4 separate regions of the Homo sapiens genome follow, and regions 1, 3 and 4 are each linked to region 2. Evidence: chromatin loops called from intact Hi-C (ENCODE). Cell type or tissue: HCT116. All regions are shown on one strand. Each heading gives the region's core, and the rest is flanking DNA. Links, peaks and the distances in the headings are about the cores only.

The links. Peaks named below come from ENCODE experiments on the same cell type or tissue, not always from the same donor. Only the 100,000 strongest peaks of a DNase experiment are listed, where the experiment ranks them.
Region 1: a loop joins it to region 2, with 15 times the contacts of the local background. A loop is called at or near these places in 12 of 110 quality-filtered maps.
Region 3: it touches region 2 in a loop (2.6-fold over the local background); 8 of 110 quality-filtered maps call a loop at or near these places.
Region 4: it touches region 2 in a loop (2.5-fold over the local background); 18 of 110 quality-filtered maps call a loop at or near these places.

What each region holds. Positions count from the first base shown.
Region 1 is chrX:17,741,978-17,747,186 of GRCh38, reverse strand. SCML1 (Scm polycomb group protein like 1) reads right to left here. Exons shown (of 8, transcript NM_001037540.3): 2 at 2,968-3,116; 3 at 1,648-1,731; 4 at 1,089-1,169. The coding sequence starts at 3,000. Among named protein-coding and RNA genes, the nearest start is that of SCML1, 7.1 kb to the right of the region's middle. In HCT116, for the core only: a CTCF peak has its summit at 2,081; no DNase peak of the experiment used is centred there.
Region 2 is chrX:18,208,003-18,213,211 of GRCh38, reverse strand. BEND2 (BEN domain containing 2) reads left to right here. Exons shown (of 14, transcript NM_153346.5): 4 at 532-647. Among named protein-coding and RNA genes, the nearest start is that of BEND2, 10 kb to the left of the region's middle. In HCT116, for the core only: no CTCF peak of the experiment used is centred there; a DNase peak (open chromatin) is centred at 2,611.
Region 3 is chrX:17,810,815-17,816,023 of GRCh38, reverse strand. All of the region lies in intron 1 of RAI2 (retinoic acid induced 2), which reads left to right. Among named protein-coding and RNA genes, the nearest start is that of RAI2, 48 kb to the left of the region's middle. In HCT116, for the core only: a CTCF peak has its summit at 3,064 (motif pointing left); a DNase peak (open chromatin) is centred at 3,090.
Region 4 is chrX:17,942,949-17,948,157 of GRCh38, reverse strand. No RefSeq gene overlaps it. Among named protein-coding and RNA genes, the nearest start is that of RAI2, 84 kb to the right of the region's middle. In HCT116, for the core only: a CTCF peak has its summit at 2,878 (motif pointing left); a DNase peak (open chromatin) is centred at 2,897.

The sequences.
Region 1 (5,209 bases), core at 1,006-3,505, 470 kb after region 2:
AGTTGGTTGGCTGTGGGGACAGTTATGAGGACTCGGAGGAGAGGACTGCCCCAGGTGCTCCACTATCTCCACGAGTGAAGAGGCAGGACTAGGGAGCTGAGGTAGGCAGGGGATGGCGAGGTCTTCCTCTGCTTCCAGACTAAGCAGGATGGAGACAGACTCAAGAGGGAACTGGGATGAAAGAACAAGGCAGGCTGGAGTGCCACCTCTGTGATCTAGAACGGGTAGGGGAAGAAAGAGCCAGCCCCTTGGCAGCAATGGAGAGGGGCCCTTGGGGCCATTTCAGGCTGACCATGGCCCTGGACACCTCCCCCCACAGATGCTACCTCCCACCTCAGCGTATAAGCTGACCTAGACCATGACCTAGCAGTGCATGGGGAGGCAGGCTGGGGAGAACCTGCTCCCTCCCTTCCCAGCTCGCCTCTGCACCCACTTCCCCCCAAGACTGTATGTGTCCCTTGGAAGCACTCCACTTCTGTTCTCCTCCATGATCATGATAAACACCCAAACAATTTTACTTTCCAAAGTATGTTAGCTCATTCCATTCAAGAAACCTTATATATGGTAAGAAACATTATATATATATAAACCTTCATTACCTCTGGGGTATGCAACTCACAAAATTCCCAGTAATCACATCTCTACCAACATGGTGATTCTTAAAACAACTCCTCAAAACTACCTTAGGTATGTTTCTTTACTAAACCTTGATGGGCTGCCACTTTGTTTCCATTGAGATATCTTGATGTGCATTTAGGCACATACTAAATTTCATCCAAATCAGTCAATTTCCTTTAAGGATTTTGTAGGGGAAACTAATTTAATACTGAGCAATGTAGATGAAAGAGACATAACTACATTTGGTTGGTAATGGGCTTTTTAAAAAGCTATTAAATCTACATGTTGCTATTCAGGAAATGTGGTTCTAACTATAAATTGTTTTAAAAAATCATCACAATGGGATGATAATCATAAATAAATTGATAGGCAAAATTTCAATTAATTGTACACTTTCCCTTTATGTGAGATAAAGAGAATTTTTGCTTAACATTTTAGAAAACTACATTGAAGAGACAGAACTTCCATACCTGGCAATGAATAAGGACATCATCAACTGTCTTCAGTTGCTCTTCAGTATTACAGGATGCGTCAGATACAATATTCGGTTCCTGCTAATATTTTAAAAGTAGTTAATGATTTATTTCTGTAACAGCCAAACTGAACACTGGGGGCAGGGGGGAGCTATATTTATTTATTTAAATTGTTTTTATTTATCACCAACTTTTCAAGGGGTTTCAGAAGTCTTAAATTAAGCAGAGATTTTTAAAATTCACATTAATATGAGAATGAAAAACTGACAATTGAGGAAGGGGGCAAGAAAAGAATTTATTATATCAGAAGAATCCAGGTTTAGAGTTTTATACTGAAAGTGAGTACAAAACTGCTCTTAATTTTCTACTATATAAGAAAAAGGGGAAAGTAAATTGGTTAAGTGCTCATTCTCTGATGAAAGCAAGCATACAAATTCAGGGGAGAGATATTTTCTTGAGTGTGAGTTTACGGGAACTCCATAGTATACGAGGAATTTACATCTTTTCCTTTAAAACAGCAAATGTTAATATATTTGGCAATTAGCAATTAACATACTTTATTGACAAATTCAGGTTTTGTTTCATACGCATAAAGAATAGTGTTGTCATCTTCATCGTAAGTAGGTATTCTTGTTTTTATCTGAGGAAAATTTACCAACAAATTAAAAGGGAAGATGAAAGACAGAACTAAAAGAAAAGTTGAGGGTTTAATTTCACTTTCAAGAGGCTGTTACAAAGGCCTATTTGTGATATCAAAGGACCTTTGCTCACTGTAAATACTATGACTACATGAAAAGATGTATTTGCAGAACTGTGTTCTCATTAACCCAACTACACTTAAGACAACAGTTTTCACTGAGCTTAACCCTTTATATGCTTCATGGTAGAAAGACTAGTCCTTTAGCACCAGAAATACTTTAAAAGCAAATATTTCTAACCATGAACAAAGAAATAAATGTTACATGTTTTTTGATTTCTAAATAATCCAACAGTGCCCCTCTGTGGACAAGACAGAAAACATTTGAGCACCTATTTTTCTTGATACATTAATCTCTAAAGTACCTTAAAACTTTTAAAAATAAGACAGGGTATAAATAAGTAAGGAGTAAATAGCCATTACACTTCAGTATAATAACTCTTCATTCTAAGAATGAATTATGAACTATGGGAATAATTTTATAATAAACATACTTGGTAGCTATGTATGTTTTTGTTTCAAAATACATGACAGAAATCACAAAAACATATGGAATTGGGTTACAGTTCAGTACTTTTAAAAATATACTATCTTACCCTTGTATAGTGCCTTATGCTTTTCAAAGTGCTTTTACATAGTTATGTCAGAGAAAAATGACTCTTGATAGGCAGTTAACATTATCTCCAAAGATTTTTGAAAAACATTAGGACTGACAGTAGTTAAGAGAATTGCCTAGACTACTTAGGTAGCATTAATATCTATGTCCTTATGTGACTAAAAAAAAGGTGTTTTCTGTTAAGCCAAATTATTTATAGTTTAATAATCTACATACTGATTCAACTTGAAGGATGAAGAAATATAGAAGAATATAACAGAAATGTAAAAACAGCACAACCACTTTGAAAAACTGTATGGCAGATTCTCACAGAGTTAAATTCACATGAACTCCATGACCTAGTAATTCAACTTCTGTCTGTTCACCCAAAAGAAATTTAAGTGTGTGTTCACAAAGAAACTTGTACACAAATTGTCACAAGAGCTTTATATATTACTGTTAAAATATATAACAAAAATTTACTTATGATCTATGCATTTCACTGTATAAAATTAAACTAAATTTAGAGTAGAAGTATAGCACAGTAAAAAGAACAAAGACAGATTTTCAATTTGAATACAAACCACATCGATTTCACTGGAGCTGTTAGACATCATTTTTGTGCAACAGGAGAAACTCCACTTCCTCTGAGTTGGACCTAATTATTTTTAAACTTGCTGGAGGGTTTATTTGTGATACTGCTTAGTCACCTAAGAGTGGTAAACCTCTACTCCTGAAAAGCAACGCATAAAAAAGTTACTTCATACACTTACTACCTTAATAATATGGATATACTCTCAGAATGCTAACTCAAATAGAATTGGACTTTGGGTTGAATTTTAGAGAGTGACAAAACCAGAATTCTTCCATGGCCAATTTAGAATAAATCTTTCAAAACTGAAGGGCCATATTGCTCATGACTAGAAATAAGAATCAAATCAAACACAATTACAAACTGTGAAGTGACTGCTTAGTAACTTAAAGCCTACAGAGTAAATGCTGGAAACAAATGAACAAGAGAACGCAAGGGCTAACTGCTTTTGTAAAGGAGCTCCAAAAGGCTCTTGACTAAGGAGAAAGCATTGCCTCCAAAATGTAAGCCAGGAGTCTATTCTGGATTGGGTCCCCCCCGACTATGTGGGCTGGGCGGACCACAAGAGACACCACCTCCTCATCCACCAGGTTTCGAACACCAGTTGAGATGATCTCTAAGGTCCATTTCAACTTTCAAGTTAGGATTGCCTTATTAAATTTTATATTAAACCTAAATAAGTGGATGTGAAAGGTAAGCCAAACAATCTAAAATTAGGAAGGTTTGGTTATGGCTCTGAGTCACTTTACTATGGAACTAGAAAACTGGCTGCAAGAGTATCGGATTATATCTTGTACTAGAAATTTGCTTTGAATGTCTGCATCACAGTTACTGGGAAGGGTACGTTAATGAAAGAGCTACCCTATCCTTTCTGAACCAGAGCAGTAATGAGAGGCACAATTAAGAGATTCAGGTTTCATCTCTTTCCTGTTTCCCTTTCATTCTATAGTGGAGATACTAATGACCATGAACCCAAAAGACAGAAATCAAAAGGGATAAAGAAGATGGGAGAACTAACTCGAGTTAGATAAACGCAGACTAATGTTGCATAGAAGTATCAAGTTATAAAATACCTCTCTAATTGGGGCTGTAACTTCAATCAAATTTCACTTTTTAAACTATTTGAGTTTTCTGACCATAAAACTTATACAGGCTATCAGTAATTAAATTGTGGTATATTTATATAAAGGAACTTCGCAGCAATAAGAATAAACCAACTACTGCTGTATACAGCAAGGCCGAATCTCACAACCATAACCTTGGGTTTAAAAACAGCCAGAAACAAAAGAGTACAGTATATGACTCAATTGATATTAAACTCAAAAACAGGCAAAACTAACCTGTGGTGGAAAGAGTCTTTCCAAACCAGTACTTTTAGGTCTACTGTAGTTACTGTAACGACTTCTTAGTGTTCTATCTTGTAAATATGCCATGATTTATTAAACACAGCCCCCAATTCATAGATATTCAAGTTACTTCTAAAGTTTTGCTCTTATAAAGAACACTGCAGAACAGTCTTGCACCTGTGCAAGTAGTTCTATGGGATAAATTCCTAGAGGTAGAAACAATGGATAGGTCTCCACGTTTGAAAATTCTCCTCTACTTCTTCCCACTAAGGAGGGCTGTTGGGGTCAGCCAGATGTTCCAAAATAAACTAAGGTAGTATCCTGCTGGTCCTGCATGTAGTTTTAAAACCAGGACAGATAATACATAGTACCAAATAGCTTCTTGGCATCAGATGACTAAGTGACTTTTCTCTTTTGATCTACTGATGCAACATATTAATACATTTCTTAATGTTCTTGGGGTGAGGGGTCCAGCTGATTATAAACAACAACATTCAATTTGTTGGTGTTTTATTTAGAAATTGTTTGCATCTCTATTTCTAAGATCTTACATTGGTGAGATGGTATATTTCTCACAATTAATGAATCAGTGTTGTATTGCTACATTATTAACACTTGGTATCAAAATTGCTCTGCAAAATTAGCTGGGAAGCCTTTCATCTCTTTCTATACTCTAAAAAGTTTACATCGCACGACAATTTTTGTGCTCAAAGGGTTGAATTTATAAAAAAAACTCTCTGGGTCCAGTTTTTATAACATTTTCTAAGTTCCTCCATGGTTGATGATCTAGTCAAATTATCCTACTTTTTCTTGAGTTGTTTTGACAAATTATTTTTATCCAGAAGGATAATCATTTCATCATAATTACAGAATTTTTAGCAAAACCAC
Region 2 (5,209 bases), core at 1,236-3,735:
GATTAATATAAAATTTAATAAGGCAATCCTAACTTGAAAGCTGAAATGGACCTTAGAGATCATCTCAACTGATGTTAACCTGGCAGATGAGGAGGTGGTGTCTCTAGTGGTCTGCCCAGCTCACATAGCAGTGGGGGTCCGATCTAGAATAGATTCCTGGCTTACATTTTGGACACAATGCCATCTCCTTAGTCAAGGGCCTTTTGGGGGCTCCTTTACAAAAGCAGTTAGCCCTTGCGTTCTCTTGTTCATTTGTTTCCAGCATTTACTATGTAGGCTTTAAGTTATTAAGCAGTCACTTCACAGTTTGTAATTGTGTTTGATTTGATTCTTATTCCTAGTCATAAGTAATATAGCCCTTCAGTTTTAAAATAGTTACTCTAAATTGGTCATGGAAGAATTCTTGTTTTGTCACTCTAAAATTCAACCCAAAGTCCAATTCAATTTGAGTTAGCATTCTGAGAGCATATCCGTATTAAGGTTATTAAGAGAGTAGTGTATGAAATAACTTTTTAATGCATTGCTTCACAGTAGCCCATGGTGACCAAATAGTTTCACAGATAAACCACCCAGTACATTTAAGAAGATACAGTTACAACTCAGAGGAAGTGGATTTTCCAAAAAGAGGAAGATTCTATACTCCAGAGGTAGATATTATGGTTTGTTTATTAAAGTGAAAATCTCTCTTTGTTCTTTTCATTCTGCTGTATTTCTTTTTAAAAAATGGAGTTGAATTTCATGCAGTAAAATGCACAAATCAGTGAGTTTTGATAAATGTGTATACTTACACCCCATGAAGATAATGAACATTTTGGCTGGGCGCAGTGGCTCATGCCTGTAATCCCAGCACTTTGGGAGGCCAAGGCGGGTAGATCACCTGAGGTCAGGAGTTTGAGACCAGCCTGGCCAACGTGGTGAAACCCCATCTCTTCTAAAAATAAAAAAAAAAATTAGCTTGGCGTGGTGGTGCATGCCTGCAATCCTAGCTACTCGGGAGGCTGAGGCAGGAGAATCGCTTGAACCCCGGAGGCGGAGGTTGCAGTGAGCCGAGATTGCGCCACTGCACTCCAGCCTGGGTGACAGAACAATACTCTGTCTCAAAAAAAAAAAAAAAAAAAAGACAGTAATAAACATTTTCATCACCCTAGAAAGTGGCCTGGGACCTCTTCCCAGTAAGTCCCCATCTCCCTTAACTTTGGGGGAAATATATTTTGATTTTTTTTTCCATCCTAGATGAGTTTTGCCTGTTCTAGAACTTCACATAAATAGAACTGTACAGTATGTACTGTTTTGGGTCATAGTCTTTTTTCCTGAGAAGAATGTTTTGGAGATTTGTTTCATAGTATTAATATTTCATTCCTGTTCATTGCTGAGTGGTATTCTGTCATATGAATACTCATAATTTGCTTACCCATTTTTTTTTTTTTCTGAGATGGAGTCTTGCTCTGTCATCCAGGCTGGAGTGCAATGGCACGATCTCGGCTCACCGCAACCTCCACCTCCCGGGTTCAAGCGATTCTCCTACCTCAGCCTCCTGAGTAGTTGGAATTACAGGAGCCCGCCACCACATTCGGCTAATTTTTGGATTTTTAGTAGAGACAGTGTTTCACCATGTTGGCCAGGATGATGTCAAACTCCTGACCTCAGGTGATCTGCCTGCCTCGGCTTCCCAAAGTCCTGGGATTACAGGCGTGAGCCACCGCATCCGGCCTGTCCATTCTTTTGATGGACATTTGGGTTGTTTGCAGTTTTGGGCTATTAGGAGTAAAGTGACTATGAACATGCTTATGGCAGTCTCTTTGTGAACCTATGTTTGCATTTAATTTGGGTAAATACCTGAGAGTGGAAGTTTTAGGTAATGGGGTAGGTGAAAGTTTATGAGAAATTGCCAGTTTTTCTAAGTGGTCATACTGTTTTACATTACCACTATATTCTCCTGTGCTTTTTGACCTCTGAAGTTGAATAAAATAGATTATTAAACTATATATAATTTGGCTTAACAGAAAATGTATTTGTTTACTTACATGAGGATGTGGATATCAGTGCCACATAAGTAGTGTAGGCAATTCTTAACTTCTATCAGCCTCAATATTTTCATTTTTGGGGATAATGCTAATTATCTGCCCAGTGTCATGGTTTTGTACATAATTATCTGAAAGCACTTTGGAAAGCATGAAGCACTATACAAGGGTAAGATGGTAATATTTTGTTTACAATTATTAATATCTATTATAATTTGATATAATTTTGCCATCTAATAAGTTTGTAATGCTGGGCTAATTCGATTAATTTTTTATCATGTATTTTGAAACAAAGAAGTAGGTAACTCCTTGGTATGTTTATATTAAAATTATTTTTATGGCCCACAATTCATCTTTAGAATAATTATACAGAAATATAATGGTTATTTACTGTCTGTTTACTTATTTATACCCTGCCTTACTCCAAAAAATATTTTAAGATGATTTACAGATTAATTTATCAAGAAAAATAGATGGTTAAGTGTTTCTTGTCTTGTCCACAGAGTGTCACTGTTGGTTTATTTGAAAATCAAAAGCCATTTAAGATTTGGTTCTTTGTTCATGGTTAGAAATACTTGCTTTTAAAGCAGTTCTGGTGCTAGAAGACTCGTTTATCTACCACGAAGTATATAAATGGTTAAGCTTGATGAAAATGGTGTCTTAAGTGTAGCTGGGTTAATGAGAACACAATTCTGCAAATATATCTTTTCCTGTAGTTGTAGGATTTGTGATGGGCAAAGGTCCTTTGATATCACAAATAGGCCTTAGGTGCTTCTTGAAAATGAAATGGAAGTTCTGAACTTTTCTTTCTTTCATATGTTCTTTTGGTTTATTAATAATTTTTCCTTAGACAATAACATGAATACTTGATTGTGAAGAAGGTGGAAGTATCATTAATGAATGTATACCAGACTTTGAATCTTTATATAATATTAAATGCTCATTGCCAAATATATTCCAAGAAAGCAATTTGAATTCTTTTTCAGTCTTCATATATACTACAGAATTACTCTGAACTCAGGCTGAAGGAAATATCTCTCTCTCCTGAATCTGTATGCTTCTTTTCATTAGACAATGAGCTCTGAAGCATTTTGTTTCCTTCTTTTCCTTATCTAGTAGGAAATTCACAGCATTTTTGTACCCAGTTTCATTAGCTTTTCTAATTTTTAAAAGAATTATAGATTTACAGAAGAGTTGCAAAAATATTTCAGGGAATTCTCATATATATGCTTGACACAGCTTCCCTTAATGTTAACTTACATGTATAACTTAAAATTATGGTAATTGTAATAATCACAGCACAGTTATCAGAACCAGGAAATGAACATTGGTGTAGTACTATTAGCTAAACTGTGGTCCTTGTTTGAATTTTGCCATTCCTACCCAATCCCATGTCCTTTTTCTGTTCCAGGATAAAATCTAGTATCCCACATTGAATTTAGTTGTGTCTCCTTAGCCTCTTCTAGTCTGTGACAGCTCCTTATTCTTTCCTTGTCTTTCATGACTTTGACACTATTGATGACCACTGCTCAGTTATTTTATAAAATGTCTCGATCTTGGTGTGTCTGATACTTTCTCTTGAATAGATCGAGATTATGCATTTTTGGCAAGAGAGTAACACATGAGTGATGTTATCTCCTCATTGAATCATATTGGGGGATAGGTGGTGTTGATATTTTTTTTATTGGTGATGTTAACATTGATCACTTGGTTAACATGATGTTTTCCAGATTTTTCCACAGTAAAGTTACTATTTTTCCCCATTGCCCACGATAAAGATTTTGGGTGGCAGGGGATTTTGAGACTCTGCTAATATCCTGTTTCTCTTCAACTCACCAAGACAAGTTAGTATCCATGCATGGATTTTACCTGCAGCAGCCATTATTGTGGTGTGTGCCTTATGTTGATTCTCTGTCTCCCTCATTCCTTCTGGATTTATTAATTGGAATGCATTTGCAAGGGAGAGCTGTCCTTTATCTCCTATTTATTTATTCAATTATGTATATTCATATTAATATTGACTCATGGACATTTATTGCATTGTATGAGTTATAATCCAGTATTGTAATTATTTCTTCATTGATCAAATTTTCCAGCTTTGGCTATTGGGAGCTCCTTCAGTTGATTCCCATGGCCTTTTGACTTGTCCCTGCCTTTTTTGTATACTCACTTGTTTTCTGACATCACAAGATAGTCTAGGCTCATCTGTACTTTCCCTGTCTTAGCTCTGGAATTAAACTGTTCTCTAAGGAGCCCCGGTTCCTTTAGTTGGAGACTGGTATTTAGAAACCGAGATCTGGACACTAGGTGTGTTCATTGCTCCTCTTGTGTCATTGATCCTAGGCCTTCTCAGTGGACAGAACTAGGAAATAAATGTAGGTATCCCAATCCATGCACACACATACATCTATATTTCAGTCTCGCTATATATTAAAACTATATGTTCATACTGATATTCAGTAGCTTTTCTTAAACCTAGGTTCTTATATAATAACTTCTTTGCCTACCTCCTTTATTAATCAGCTCTTTTATTCTCATATTCTCTTTTTCTTGGCTTTATAAGACTTCTGAAATCCTCTGGAACATAGGGGAGAAACAAAAAGAATTTAAAAATATAAATATTTAAACTGTTCTTTTTATAGTGCTTACTTTGGCTCCTAGTGATATTAAGACATTGACTACTTATTTTTTATATATATATATTTGAGATGGAATCTCGCTCTATCACCCAGGCTGGAGTGCAGTGGCGCAATCTTGGCTCACTGCAACCTCCTACTCCTGGATTCAAGCCTCAGCCTGCCTCAGCCTCCCGAGTAGCTGGGACTACAGGCACGTGCCACCACGCCCGGCTAATTTTTTGTATTTTTAGTAGAGACAAGGTTTCGCCGTGTTAGCCAGGATGATCTCAATCTTCTGACCTTGTGATCCACCCGCCCCGGCCTCCCAAAGTGCTGGGATTATATGTGTGAGCCACTGCACCTGGCCTATTTTTTAGAATGTTAATAGAACAATGAAGTTTCTTGTGATGAAAATGATAGAAACCATCTTTCTGGATTCCAACACTGTTGTAAAGTATGAAGTTCTGTCTCTCAAATGTAGTTTTCTGAAATACTGAGCCAAAAAAATTTTTAATCACATTTAATACCATTGTACTATTTTTTTTTTTTTTCTGAGACAGAATTTCGCTC
Region 3 (5,209 bases), core at 1,707-4,206, 400 kb after region 2:
AGAAAGAACAAGAAAGAGGAGGAGGAGGAGGAGGAGGAGCTAGCAAAGCCCTGCAAATTAAACGGTTTTATCTTTTCCTCCCAACCTAATGGCTCACTAGTGAATTGATGGCTTCCTGCTCGTCAGGGCCTGAGAGAACATCAAGATTGTGTCGGTTGAGTTGTCAGTCCTTTAGGGCACAAGGTTAATTGATGGGTGATTCTGAACACCCTTTAAAAGAGCTACTAGGTTGGTGCAAAATTAATTGCAGTTTTTACCATTGAAAGGAATGGCAAAAACCGCAATTACTTTTGCATGAACCTAATAGATAACCCCTCTAATGTTTGAAGCACTCTTGACTCTCCGCTAAGCCTCACCAGCCCTGGGCTTCAGGCACCTAACCTACTAGCCTGCCCCAGACACACCTGTCCTCTTCTGCCTTTCCTTCTGTCCTGCACTTTTGGAAAACCCTCCTCCATTCCACCATCTCCTGCGCCAAAATCCTACTCATGTGGCAAGGTCCAGTTCACAGGTCAGCTGCAACAATAAAGATTTGATGACTGGAATTCAGAGGGAAAAAAATACCTGAGGTGGAACAGGTGAGGAGGGAGAATCCTGATTTAAGGATCCCCCTTGACTATTAGAGGGACAACAGGTGGCTTCACTCCTACTTGGCCACTCTGTGTGTGTGTGTGTGTGTGTGTGTGTGTGTGTGTGTGTGCACGTGTGCACATGTATGTGTGCAAACACATGCATTCTGGAACTCTTCCCCCAATAAAATAGGAAATAATACCTATAATCGTTATTGCTAACTAGCCAGATGTTATACAGCCGATCTTTTTCCTTCCCCCACCCCAACTTCGTATTGTTTATGCTATATTAGCTCCAACCATGATACTTGCTTTAGGACACATACAGTGAGTTTTTAGGGACTTCAAAAGCCTCACCAACCCTAAGATTCTGCGGAGGATGTTGTTCTGCTTTTGACAAAACAGAATTCCAGAAAGAAGCTTCCCTGTCTAAAAGATGAGTACTCTTCACCCTCTCTTTCCTGCATTGTCTGTACTTCTCGGGTCGAGGTTATTATTATTATTATTATTATTATTATTAGGCAGCATGCAGCTGATGAAGTGAAGTAGTGTTTATTTATTGATTTTTGGTCCCCGAGTTGGAACACAAGATCACCAGAAAAGAAACTCCCTCTGTGACTCATCCCAGGAACATCTTGCATTCCAGCCAGCACAAATATGATTCAAAGAACTTTCTGGAGGGCCCCAGTTATATTTTAGCAAAGGAACACATTAGCTATGCTGACCATCTCTTGAACGTTTTGCTTTTGGAAAGATAGTCATCTCTGGCCCCCTCGTGTGTCTTGTTTTTTTTATAAGATCTTGAGTCACACCCCTTTTGAGCTGATTCCCCTGTAGTGTGAGCATTGTTATTATAAAGGAGTGTCTTCTTCACAGGGGTTACAGAAGGTACCACCAACTGGGGAAACATTTGGTCATGGTGGCCTAAATTAATGACATTTCGATATTCACATAAGCATTGAGACTTTCCAGGCCATGGCTGGTGTAGCAGACATTTGTCGGTGTCCTGCCATTTCCTGCCCAGACTGGCCTCTTATACACCAAATGCTACTTACTGCAAACATCCATGATGCTCCCTAAAGGTGTGAGTTTTTGGTTTTTGGTTTTTGTCTCAGGAGCACACTAGATCTGCATGCTGGGCTAGCTGGAAGTGCCAAGGAATGACTACATCCTCCAGGAGCAGCCCTTGGCCAGTGATGGATGGGGGCGGGTGAATAAACAGCCCAACTTCCTAGCCTCTCGGTTGAGATGACTCTGAGGTCTCCCCAGTGGAATTGAGCTTCAGTTGCCCACAGTGGTAACTTGTTTGATAAATTGGCTTCCTTGCTTTCCCTGTCTCACCACTTCACTCCTCTACTGGTGTTGTCTGGGATCTTCTCCCAAATAAATTACTTTCAGTTAATCCTTGCCTCAGGGTCTGTTTGTGGGGGAGCCCAAGCTAAGACAACTAGCTAGTTGAGTTCACCAAAACCCAACAGCCTCCTCTCTTCACTCCCCTTGCCCTGTTCATCACCATCGTTAGTAATGATTCAAAGCACATAATAGGTGATGGTCATGAAGTTGCCATTGTGGCTGTAGCGCTGCAGTAGGGTGTTGTGCATGGGAGTGCAGTCCTTTGAGAGCCCTAACTTCTGCATGGAAACCTGGTAAGACAGAAACCAGCGTTTCAGGAGGTAGCCAGTTCAGTAACAGGGCCCTGGACAACTTTGGATGCTGCTAAAATCTCTGCACCAGGGAGGCACGTACTCAGGAGGTTCATGTTGGGTGAGCAATAAGTGTTTGCTGATTGTGTCTGTAAAGGAATGAATAATTGACTCACATTCATGTCCTTCCTTAGTTCTGAGTGCTTAAGGGTCAAGGTCACGCCCCTGCCCCCTTTATTTGATCTCAGGTGCCTTCCAATGGGCCCCGCAAACTTAATCATAGTTGTCGGTTCTTATCTCTATGGAGAGATTTCAAGACAGCTAGGAAGGTTCCTCCCCATGACCAGTATCTGAAATGACTCAATTATAGTTTCATTTCTTTGTCCATAGCTTTATTACTGGCTGGATTATCTTTATTATACCAATAAAGGAACATAATACTTCAGCCTTATCAGTCATGCACCTCATTGAGAATGAGTTTATCAGCTTCTTTCTGGAAAACCCAATTTTGATGGGAGAAATCTAATAATTCTGACTATCCAAGGAGAGATTGGAGGAGCTGGCGGGTAGGCAAAAATAAATATTAGACACAGAAAGAAGGTACATTTAGATTTTTTTCCTGGGACTGATAACTCAGCCAAGCCACAAGGGGATGTGCTTGATGATTTTAGAGGCATAGGAGAAGTTCTGCCCAAATTTGGAGCACCTTCCCTAAGTACTTGCAGTACTCAGACTTGTAAACAATGCTATATTTTATTTTTTTTACCATGTCCTCACTGTGCTAAGAAGTTCCAGTCCTGTCTCTCCCTCCACCCTGCTGTCCTGCAACCAAGCTATTGTAGGTTACAGCATCCCCTTGTGGCCAGCTAAGTAACTCTCATTCAGTGTTTTCCTCACAGCTTTCCTCAGTTTCTCTGTGTTCTTTCACTCTTCTGTTATAGCTAACCAATCTTTCCTTTGGACCTACATGAACTTTTGAATCTTCTCTCCTTCGACTCTTGCCTAGTTACCTCAAAAAGGCTCTTTGCTTTCTCTCTCCCTCTTATCCTTACCCTCATCCTCTCCGCTTCCACTTCTTCCATGTTTTTGTGAGTGAGAAAATGAGCTTCATCGCCACTGAAAAGTAGGAGAGGAGAGCTACTTAAGCTCTCGTGCAAAGGAGAAGGAAAACTGAAGGATATGAAGTGAAATTATGTGCGGTCAATCAGCAGTAACTTCCGAACCCTTGAAAGTGCTCATGAGTCCATATTCAAGATACAAAAGGTTCTGGCCACCTTTTCTTTCTCCCCCAGGCTTTCAGTCTGAATGAGAAACAGATTTGTGTATTTATTTGTCTTCCCACTATATTTAATTTCTAACATTGGGAGAGCATTGTTTTCTGTTTTCACTTCAAATGCTCATTTCAGCTATGTTGGGTGTTAGGTGGGTTTTTGTGGGCTGGCCTGGAAACCTTCCCGTCAGGTGTAACACCAAGCTTATGGTAAGTGCCTTCTTAGTTCCTAGTAGCTGATTTTTACATGAATCTTTGAACAAACAGGGTTGCGAATGAATAAAGCCATTCAGGTGCAAAGGGAGCATGGGTGATACTACTCAAGATGCTCACAAGAAATATGGCCGGTGGATCTGATGATGCCAATGATGCCAATGGCACAATGATGATGATGGCACTGACAATGAGAATGATGGTGAAGATGAAGACTGTATCGACAGTGCTGACAACAATAATGCTAATGACATTGATGATGGTACCAGTGATGATGATGACAATACAATAATTGCCATGATTTACTGAGCACTTTCTGTGTGTCAGGCACTGTGCCAAGTACTTCACTTAGCTTATCTCCTTTAATCATTACAACCACCCAATGTGACAGGTTTTTTTTTTTAATCATTTTACACAGAGAGAAACTGAGGCTGAGAACTTACTTGCCCCAGGTCACACAGCTAGCAAAATTAGGCAGAGCTGAAGTTTGAACCTAGGCCTGTCTAAGTTCAAAGCTTATACTCCTAACCACTCTCATAGGGGGCCCAGGGCCCAGGGTGAGGCTGACACTGTCTCCATGCCAAAGGGTGGCAAGGGATTCACATGCATTAGAAGAAGGGGAAAATCTGAACTCCAGTTCTTTGTACTTCAGAAATCTGCACCCCTTCCTTCCAGTGACCCCTCAGAGGGTCTATTTCTGGCACACTGGTCTCTGGAAAATGTCCTGCTAATGACACAGGATTATAAACAGTCTTTTTCCCAGAACAAAAATTTAACCTTTGTATCTCAATCTAATTAGAAGTATTTTCTCTTCCAGAGGCAGGTTTTTTCCTCCTCTTTGTTCCAAATTTAAGAGGTTTCTTTGTTGCCAGAAAAATGTCCAAAAACCGTAGCTCTTTAAGATGATAGACCTTGGCCCAAGACCTTAAACGTGACCTGAGCTCCTGCATGAGATGGCTGTTCCAGCAGCAGCACCTGAGGGTGCTTGGGGTTCTGGGTGTCCAACCGAACTGTAGGGCATTGGCCCAATGCAGGGATGGGCACTTGCTGACTCTCACAGTCCCCTGTCCAGGTGAGTGTTCCCTACCACCACCAGCAGCTCTTTATGATTTTCTTCTGTGATGCTGAGGTTTGCCAAGACCTGAGGAAGGCAGTTCATTCCTGTTAGTATCAGGAGCAGCCATCTCTAGAAAATATACATTTGTTCCTTTCCTTAGAGAGATCCTTGCATGAATATCACCCCTTCCAGCTGTCTAGGGACTGGCATTCTTACCTTAGAGACTTACTCCTTTACCTCTGCAGGAAATGTGAGCCTTAAAGGAGCCCTGTTAAAAGCAGATAATCCTGGGATAATATGGATTTGGTTAATATCTTCAGAATGGAGCCAAGAGAGATGGCAACCTGCCTACAAAGAAAGTGGTATCAGGTTGGAGGAATAAGAGATGCATGCCTGGCACACAGTAGGTGCCCACATCATTTTTGAAAGAATGAATAAAAATGAATGGCCACAAATC
Region 4 (5,209 bases), core at 1,361-3,860, 270 kb after region 2:
AGTTCTTGGGCAAACAGGAAACGCTCAGGCAGAGAGTTGCAGACACTGCTTGCAGTAGGACACTGTTAGTATATTTTGGAAAGGTTAATGCACAGCAGATAGGGGCAGAGTCCCCACTAACAGTGACTGTCCCTTTATTCTAACACCCACACCCCAATCCTGCTGCCATTCAGAATGTTTCCTTTCATCTTAGAATATTCTCCAACCACATATACATTGAAGTAGGCAGACACAAGAGCCCAGGAGTCAGGATCGAAGGGAGAAAGAGCAGCAAAAAGCATGTACATGTGTGTGCATGTAGATTGTGTGTGTGCATCTGAGTCTTTTTATACATCCAGATTTTTATGGTTCACCAACTTCTTCCAGAAACAATTGAGGCTGAGGAGAAGATATAAATGTTGGTATCCATGGAGCCAGAGGTTAAGGCCAAAGTCAAAGGTCAAAGTCAAAGTCAAAAGTTGGCATTTTCCACTATACCAATATAAGCCCAATGCATCTACTGGGACTCCTTTAAAAGGGTCTAAATATGACCAAACAGAGCAATTGACTAAGGAACAGGCTTGTAGACAGCATTTTATTTAGTTTGGTGGATACGACAGGGGAGGCTAATGGAATTGTAGAAAAATGGGCTAGATATGGAAACATGTGATAGTGGGAAAGGACTTTCTCATGGTGATTGCTGCCCACTAAAGAATTGATTGGCTCTTTTCTTATTCATATGGTATTTCTTCTCCAGGGTGAAGGCTGATATACTCTTCATCTCTGTAGGCTAATTTAATCATTATGTGCATACTCTAGAAATTAGTGCCATTTCCCCTACTCATGCCTGAAATAGACATTTCCAACATTTATAATTCTCAGTCATTTTAATCCAATCGTATGCCAAGTATGTTCTCAATTAGAACCATTTTGCTCTATGTTTGATACCATGAAGTGGAACACATGTTGTGATCTTTTAAAAAAGCTTTTAAATAGCAAAGGTATACTAGGTTCTCCCGTATTATTATAATTCAAAAGCAGCTGATGGAATCTTTCTCCGCTGTTTACCCAACCGTAAAAATTTGACCCTTAAATTAAAATCAAATAGAAATATCCAGGGGATGTAATGCCTCAAAATGTAGAGCACTGTTGTCTTTAGAAAATTTCCACAGCTTTAATTCATTACATTCTCACAGATTTTTTTCATATTTAAAAGATGCCATAAAGGTGTGATACCAAGTCATGAATAAGAAAATAGTGTTTAGTCTTGGTACATGTAACATCATTTTGTTTCCCAATTTAGCATCGATCCCTTCTAAATCATAGCCATATTCTGGCATTAATACGATCACATTTCCTAAGCCTGTGTGTAAACAAACATAAAACCGCTTTAACCTAGAAAATGTGTGGATTTATCCATATTCTGATTCCAAGCTTTTTGTGCTCTTTAAGCTTCAGGAGTTTCCCCCCCTCACATTTACTCATCATAAACTGAAAGCCAAATCCTCTGACAACTTGGTGCCTCTTACAACAGGTCTTCCTCCCCTTGCAAGGTGCTGGCAATTTCAGAGGACCCCAGCCTCTTGATAAAGACAGTGCTGTGTTCCCGGGAACCTATTGCAGTTTCCCAAGTAAAGTACAGGCCTGCCTCCCTTTACAGAATAAAATTGATTTCAACTCTGTGAATAGAGAGTAACTTGGTGCAAGCAGAGTTTACCAGGCGTGAGCACTGGGAGAGTTCTGCTGTTCTGCTGACAGCATATCGACATAGAAATGCAGCTAGGGTGGGTCTTCAATGATTTACAACCAAATGGGTACACCTGAATAACTGGACACCAATGAATGATTAAAGGATGCTCAAACATAATGTCAAGTGGCAGAGGCTGCAATATCAGCATGAAGAAATGTGAAGCAACATCAGCAGAGCCTGCCATTTAACTTAATTTAAAAAGTAATTTGGCATATATGACTTGACATTGCCAATTTTGGCTTTGCCAAGAAAGGGCAATTCCAAAGCAACCTGACTGTCAACCATTGGTATAAATTCATCAAAGAAAGGCCATTTGAACAGTCAAAAAGAGCCAGAAATCAGTATCTGTGGGTAAAGTTTTATCAGTGCCCATAAATATAGCAATGCCCTTCTGGGAAAGATGAGCTTTTATCTCGGTGGGATCCAGGTTCTTGTTGAAAGGGATAGGTGACACTTTGGGAGGCCGAGGCAGGTGGATTACGAGGTCAGGAGATTGAGACCATCCTGGCTAACATGGTGAAACCCCGTCTCTACTAAAAAAATACAAAAAATTAGCCAGGTGTGGTGGCGGGCGCCTGTAGTCCCAGCTACTCGGGAGGCTGAGGCAGGAGAATGGAGTGAACCCGGGAAGCGGAGCTTGCAGTGAGCTGAGATGCGCCACTGCACTCCAGCCTGGGCGACAGAGCGAGACTCCGTCTCAAAAAAAGAAAAAAAAAGAAAAAGAAAAAGAAAAGAAAGAAAAAGAAAGGGAGAGGTGAGATCTAATGTCTTAGGGGAAAGGGCTGCACCCCGCCCCCACATTTCGGTTGGGAGTCTTCAACCTGGGAGAGTGAACACAGCATTGTCTTCACCTAGAGACAGAAGTTCTCTTAAATTGCTAGCACATTGCAAAAGCCTCTTTATTAGGAATGTTTACTAACTACTTTTCTTTATTTGTGATACAGCTTATAGGAGTGCACAAAGACGGGCTATATCTGTGTCTACACCAGTGTGTATACCAATAGGGTATACCTGTTTCTATACACAGGGTGTACCTGTGACCACCACCACATCAACATATAAAACATTTCCGGACCCCCAAAAGGCTTACTCACGCCCCCTCAGCCAGTACCCCAGGGTAAGCACTACTCTGACCTCTAGTGCCAGAAAGTGGAATTGCTGGATTATAGGGTACATGCATGTTTAGCTTTCATTGGTACTGCCAAACCTTTTGCAAAAGTGTCGAACCAATTTGCAATCCTAACCGATGACTTTTTGTTTGCCCAGATTTTCTGCTGTTGTTACTGAAAATGCTCAATAGCTCTTCTCTTGCCATTCGCTTGACCTAACCCATGACAAGTTTTCATTACCCCCCTGGGTTTGTAATGGTGTATAAGCCAATATGGCTGTCATTTGTCATTAGCTCGTGGTGGCAATGACAGAACGAGTGATATGGCGACACACTGTGATTTTACAGTTAGTGTGAGTGTTACTGTGAATTTCATGGTAAGTCCCGCTGAGACAAAACAAAGCATCTTGGTAAATCTCAACAAATTATGACCTGTGTCATTATTTCATCAGCCCCTAAAGCTTGAACTCTTTCTTTTGCCTCCCAGGTAACAAGACACACAATTCTTACAGATCCCTCAAGAGCTGTTTGAAAAATAGTGGATTTTAAAATCTAGAAGGAGTGTGAAAGGAACCCAGGGGCTTTGCCAATGGAGTGTCATCATTCAGGCCCCATTTTGAATCTAAACCATCTGATGGTAAATCTTTATATTTTTTCTTCCTTTTTAAACAGAATTATAATTAGGCTTAAAATTTGTTGTTTCAGCTTTTATTCAATTAGTCTTAGAAAAATGTGTACTTTGAAAGATCTGGGTACAGCTGACAGAGCTCATGTGATACAAATATTCTGTTTGGTACTCATGTCATAGACTATTAGTGCAATTTGTTTAGAATTTGGTTTTATTTTAAACATTTTTAGAAAAAAAAGAAATAGCAAAAAGCCAAGTGGCACTTTATCTGATCTGCTAAAAGTGTTGCATTTAATCTAATCCTTTTCTAGGGATTTAGAAGTGAAATAAATATATAAATGCCTACCAGAGAACATCTCCACATTTTCTTGCCTCTAACCAAGCTAAGAATGCAAGTCCAATAACACAAAATGTTGTCTGGGGCTTGCTTTATAAACATGCAGCAAATAGGGGTTATGTAAAGGGGAAGTAGATGAAGGAAGATTGGTCAAATATAGGTAATTGTTGAAGCTGGATGATGAGTTCAGGGGGTTCAATGTATTCTCTCTACATTGGTGCATTTGAAATTTTTCAAAATAAAAAATTGAAAATTACTTCAACAATAACAAATATAATGAAGTTACTAATAATTAAGGGGTATAGAAAAGTAAAACAAGCAGAATTTTAAAAATAACTTATGGAAATATGAACATGGGCTATTTGCTGATGTTAAGAAATTATGCATCATGGTATTGTGGTCATGTTTTAAAAAATAATCCTTATCTTTTAGAGATATGTCCTGAAATATTTATGGATGAAATGATAGGATGTCTGCTTTTTGCTTGAAGATAATATAGGGATGGGGGAGGGAATGGGCGAGATTGTCCGTAGGTCAATCGTTGTTGCTGAATCATGGGCCATGTGGGTTCATATACTGCTGTACTTACCCTTGCGTGAGTTTTGAAATGAAGTAAAAAGTAATTTATACATATACATTCAAAGAAAACAGATTTATACTGTGAAATTGCAGATTTTTCTCTTCGTCCTTAGGTTATGAAAAGGTTAAGGTGAAATGTTTTTATGAAAGCAGCTATTGTAAAAAACATCTCTGAAATTATTCTCATTTGGGGAACACATTACAAATAACACAAATTAAAAATACAAGTCCAAACAACAAAGGTAATTGTAGGGTTCTGATAAACCTACAATCACCCAGTGGACTAATGAATTCCATGGTTCCAAGGTGCAAAATTGCTTCTGTGTGTCTGTGGCATGCCCGTTGTCTCACCATGGGGTGAGTTGGATAGGGCAGAGGTGGGATCCAGCTACCAGATCTTGCCTCCCCAACTTACTCCCTGCCTCTTTTAGAAATTCACAGACCATTGAATGAGGACTGACCTTCTTTTCTGAACCAATATCAGAACCTATTAACAAGTGCACTGGGCCATATGGAAACCATGGGACTGAACGAGGAGGGCAGTAGCTCAGTGGTTAAGAACACTGGCTTAAAAGCCAGGTTCCCTGGTTGCAGGTGAAGCTGTGTGACCTTGGGTAAGCTATTTAACCTCTTTGTGCATCAACTTCCTCATCTTTAAAATAGAAGTAATGATAGTGGTACCCATCTCAGGGGATTATCGTGAGGAGAAGTGAGGTCAAGCACTTAAAACAGTGCCTGTTACATGGTAAGTGCTTTACAAATGCTAGCCATTGTTATCGTTATGTACAAGTGGGTCTTTCTTAAAACGTGCTTGAAATAAGATCTTTT